2 separate regions of the Mus musculus genome follow, and region 2 is linked to region 1. A link is a loop called in an ENCODE intact Hi-C map of the cell type or tissue named here. Cell type or tissue: heart. All regions are shown on one strand.

Region 1 (2,500 bases):
CTGAATGGCAATTTATTAATAAACAAACAATGGATATGATCAACAAAAAGAAAAGGATGATAGAAGGAGATTAATACAGTTTCCCTTTTTATAATGAGAGAAAAGGCACATTTTAAAAGTTTCAGGCAATTTAACTTGAAAAGCTTTTGGAACACTTTCTGGTGTTTGGTCCGTAACATCCAACTACAAATTAAAAATAAATTACTATGTTGCAATTTACATTTAAAAACAAGTCCATGAATAAAAAGAAAGCGATTTTCATAAACAGGTACTTTCCCGTTCTTTCGACATAGGATAAAATATCTTACAGGTGAGAGGCAAGGCAGAGGCAGAGGGGCAAGACGAATGAGCAGGAAAGCGAGTCTCTGAACGCAAGAAACTTACGTGGTATCTGGAGTAAACTGTCCTTTAATAAACCATGATTTTGTTGTCTGTACAAAATAGTTTACGGTTTTGCTTACTTAGATAAGGCAAAAATGGAGGAGGTTCTGCATTAATCTTTTAGGAAAATAGGTTTTCTTTGAGCTGATGCTGGTGAGCTGAATTTCAGGAGAGATTCTGTTCGCTGGTGTGAGGAATCTTCTCAAGTTTTAAAATTTGTATGTTTTTAGTTTCGATTTTGCATTGCTGGATTCTTTTACTGTTCCTGCTCTGGGGTTCCATTCCATTTGGCTCTAAGAGTGCCGGGAATAGGGTCAGAATTTGCTACAGTCATAGACGAAAGCCCCCGACGTGCGGTACAGAGACTGACTGGCAGGGAAAGCCATCTGACAGCTACTATTCCCATTCACCGGGGAGTTGTTCAAGCCGATCCGCTGAGACTCGAACATTTCCCGCACCGAGTGGAAGTTCTGCTGCTGGCCAGGGTAGCCTGCGGCCGCCGCAGCCGCCGCCGCGCTCGCCAAGTGGCCCAGGTCTCCACCTGCCTGGTTCAGGTACCACGAGGTGAGTCGGCCCTGGTGGGATGCAGGGTGGTGGCTGGCCTCCTGGCCGCCCCCGCCATGACTCAGGGACGAAGAGCTGCTGCTGGTCGCTGGAGGCAGCGAGTAGTCGGGCAGGGGGTCGTCCACCGCCGCGCTGCCCGCGCCTCCCGCCGGACCCTGCAAGTGGCCGCCACGCTCGCCCGCCGCGTACAGGCTCATAGCCTGCAGGTTGCAGTGGTAAGTGGCGGCGCCCCCCGTACCCGCAGCGCTGCTGCTGCCGCCGCCTCCGCCGCCGCCGCCACCCCCGCCGCCCGAACTGCCCGCACTGGAGCTCTGGCTGCAGGGGGAGCTGTAGAGGGAGCTCTGGCCCGGAGAGTAGGCACCCAGCGCCAGCGGGGGCGCGATGCCCGCGCGCGAGGACGCAGCCGCCGAGGCCAGGAGGCCGGAACCGAGCTCAGCGGCCGAACCCTGCGGCGACCCCCGCAGCGACGTCATGATGTTGTCCACGCTGAAGCCCTGGCTGTGATGCGGCGGCGGCGCAGGCTGTGGCGGCGGCGCGGGTTCTGCAGCGTCCAGGCTGAGCGGCCGCGCCGACGGCAGGCTGCCCGGGGGGCTGCTCCCGCTCGACAAGCTGCTGCTGCTGCTGTCGGGGCTCTCGATTTTGGGCACTGTGGCGGCGCTGCCGCTGCCTAGGGCGGCAGCCGGGGACAGGGGCTGGGGAGGCGAGGGACACGTACCGTTCTCCGTCTTGATGTCCTGGATGCGCACGGGCGGCGGCTGTGGCCCGGGAGCGGAGCCCTCGGCCTGCTCCGGGGGCGCGGGCGCGGGCTGGCGGCCGGCCTGCGGCGGTGGCGGTTCTTGGAGGTGCAGCCGGCCCTTCTCCTCCTTGTCCTTCACTGCGTCCTTCTTCTTGAAGCGCCGCCGCCGCCGCAGGAAGCTGCCGTTCTCGAACATGTTGTAGGAGTCCGGGTCGAGCGTCCAGTAGCTGCCCTTGCCTGGCTTCTTGTCGTCGCGGGGCACCTTGACGAAGCACTCGTTGAGCGAGAGGTTGTGCCGTATGCTGTTCTGCCAGCCCTGCTTATTGTCCCGATAGAAGGGGAAGCGGTCCATGATGAACTGGTAGATGCCATTCAGAGTGATCTTCTTGTCCGGGGCATTCTGGATGGCCATGGTGATAAGAGCGATGTAGCTGTAGGGCGGCTTCACCATGTCCTTGGGCTGCGGCTGCGGCGTATAAGGCCCGTAGGCGCGCGCCATGCTGCCCGGGTACTGCTCGGCGTGAGCAGGGTGCGAGTACACGCTCATAGGGGCCGGCATGGCGGTGTAGCCGCCCCCGGCCGCCGCCGCGGCAGCGCGATAGTAGCTCTGCTCGCCGCCGAGGTAGGGCACCACTCCCAGGGAGTTGGGGCTGGACACCGAGTAGCGCGCCTGCATGGCCCCGGCTCGCCGCCGCCAGGCGCAGCCCGCCGCCCCCCACCCTCGCTCGGGCCGGGCCGCGCCGCACCGGCCGCCGAGTCCGAGTCCGGGCCGCGCCGAGCTACCGCGGGCCCCTCCGCGCTGCGTCTGTCCCGGCCGCG
Region 2 (2,500 bases), 210 kb before region 1:
TAACTTTCCTAATTTCCATTTTAGCTACACACACACACACACACATACACACACACACATACACACACATTGAGGACAAACTATTCTGCTGAATAGCCTGGAACTTACTATGTATACCAGGTTAGCCTTGAATTTAGAGATTGTGCTGCCTATGTCTCAGTGTTGGAGTCAAAGGTATGTACCATAGGCCCAGCTTCAGCCACTGTATTTTAAAATACTAATCCTTCATAAGTTTTCTAAATTAAGTTAAATAAAATCTATTTATATATTGTAAATTTTAGCCAAGATCTAAGCTTCACCTTGTGGATTCAGTTGTTGGTATGCAGACATCTTCCTTTAGGGATGAATAGGAGGAATACTGGGGTTGTTCTCAGGATTCGGGAGAATGTATGCATTGTGACTCTCAGGGCAACACATTTCCTGTTCAGAGACTGACTAGAAATAGAGAAAAGCTCACTCATGGCCTCAAATTTTACTTTGTTTACTTAAGGAGCAATTAATTCCTTCATCCACAGATTGTCTTACGCTAGAATTGTGAATTTTTTCACTTCACTACCCTTTCATCTGATGAAAATTATTCTTTAAACAATCATGGTTATAGCGTTAAACTTTGCTGGAAGAACTAGGCTATCCAAAATATGTGAGGTGTATAAAGTTTTGTTTCTGCACAAAGATTTTTTTTTCATGAGTCTAGACATTTCTTTCTTGAGTAATTTACCATTTAATTACATTGTGTTATGTTCTCTCAGGAAGGGGAGAGGAAGAGAAAGAAAGAAAAAAACAAAACAAAACAAAGAAGAAAGTTTTTTTTAAGGTGCAGGACATTCAGGATTTAGATTTCACCTTATAAACTTTTATTACAGTGTCCTCCTCCCTTCTCTGTGCCATGAAATAGTGAATCACTCCTGCTGGTCTCCAAGGACAGATGCTGTTCTCATGTTTTATCCTGACACCTCAGAGATGAGCTTTCCATATGAAGGAAGGGAGGACATTTTATGCATGCAGTGTTATTCTGGGGCCTCCCCTTTTCTAGGAGTCTCCTTTGCATGGAGTTTTGGTAGTGAAGTCCAGTGGGTGGTGACATTTGATCAATTCCTTGCTGATTAATGTGCCTGAGGGTGTATGCCAGCCACCCTTTGCCCCCTTCCAGTGTGTTGGCTATTTAAAAAAAAAAAAAAAAAAAAGTGGCTTTCATAGGCTCTGCTGTCCAACAGGCTGGGCACAGGGCCAGCGGCGCCAGCAATTTTCCGTCCTTTGTATGAGTGATCAGAGGCCAACCCCAAAGCAACTGACAGTGGTTGCACTCAGCACTGCTAATGATCTTCAGTAGCAGAAGACTTCCTTCCTCCTGAAGCCTGAATGTTCTGCTAGGGAAATGTGTGATTTGGACAGCTGCCACAGAGACAGTCTGATCAAGTTCATTGTATGCTTCACACCTCCTGGTCTGCAGCAGGCCAAGCTCTGCCCAAAGGGAGAGAGGGAAAAGTTCGCTTTTAAGTAAAAGGTTCTCTGTAAATGTGTTTTCTGAAATGTAGTATGCTCCCATGCTTACCACACACCCCAAATGTTTACATCCAAGCCAACCATCAGACACCAAATGATTTTTAAGCCCTGCTAGTCTTTGGCTCTCTCTATCTTCACCTTTTCCTTTTTGCTTTTTCATCCTGAGTATGCAGTTAGCAGCCTAGTGTTGCTGTGTGGTAATGCCTATTCAGAAGCCATTCCACAAGTGGCTGCTACATGTCTGCTTCTCCCTAAGACAGAAAAAGACAAGATGAAACTCAGTGGGACCTCTGACTCTCATGTAGTTCTAGCTCAGTTGTGTAAGTACTAGTCACCATTCATTTATCAAAATTACCAGCTTCCCTGTTTCTGTTAATTTGTTGTAGGACATATGAGCTATGACCAAGAAGAAACCATGTCCTAGGATCATTTTTAAAATTCATGAAGAGATAGAAATGAAGCAGGTAAAAGTTGCTATAACTACCCCAAAGCCTTTTGCACTGACCACATAGATCCTAGTGTATACGAGAACTAGTCTGCCACAGACAGGACACGTGGCTTTGGAGTGTGCTGCCAGGCCCTGGTCATTTTTACACCAAGGAGTCCTCAGCAAGCTAGAATAAAGGACTGTTTACTACCTTGAGTGGCATGACATTCTATAAAGGTGGTTTTTAGTTTATTAAGTGGTGTTTGCCCTAAATGCTGCCTCTGAGACTTTTCCATCTCCCATAATCCTTCAGCTGAGTACTTCATAATCATACCAAGCACACTGACATTAAAACTAGCCTCTGTTTGGGATTCTACAGCTCTTAATGGCAACTGTACAAGGAGGAATTATTATTTGAGTCCTCATTTTTCCAGAGAGACTTAAGAAATGACCTATTGTATGCATCACAGTAATTGTCTAAGGCCAAGACTTTCATGATAGTATCACCCAATCAAGTGAAAAGAGCACTCAGCCAATGATTTGTCCTTTGGCTCCAGAGGTATAACATGA

What was found. A loop is a pair of places that touch in the nucleus more often than their neighbours do. Peaks named below come from ENCODE experiments on the same cell type or tissue, not always from the same donor. Only the 100,000 strongest peaks of a DNase experiment are listed, where the experiment ranks them.
Region 2: it touches region 1 in a loop (2.2-fold over the local background); 5 of 42 quality-filtered maps call a loop at or near these places.

The regions. Positions count from the first base shown.
Region 1 is chr13:31,807,065-31,809,564 of GRCm38, reverse strand. It overlaps Foxc1 (forkhead box C1), which reads right to left. Exons shown (of 1, transcript NM_008592.2): 1 at 1-2,500. The coding sequence starts at 2,357. The coding sequence ends at 696. Among named protein-coding and RNA genes, the nearest start is that of Foxc1, 1.7 kb to the right of the region's middle. In heart, CTCF peaks have their summits at 1,068 and 1,269; DNase peaks (open chromatin) are centred at 924, 1,234, 1,974 and 2,084; H3K4me3 peaks cover 2,500 bases; H3K27ac peaks cover 2,500 bases; H3K27me3 peaks cover 1,382 bases.
Region 2 is chr13:32,017,881-32,020,380 of GRCm38, reverse strand. The region is part of intron 7 of Gmds (GDP-mannose 4, 6-dehydratase); the gene reads left to right. All of the region lies in intron 1 of Gm35672 (a long non-coding RNA gene), which reads right to left. Among named protein-coding and RNA genes, the nearest start is that of Gm35672, 11 kb to the right of the region's middle. In heart, no CTCF peak of the experiment used is centred here; a DNase peak (open chromatin) is centred at 1,260.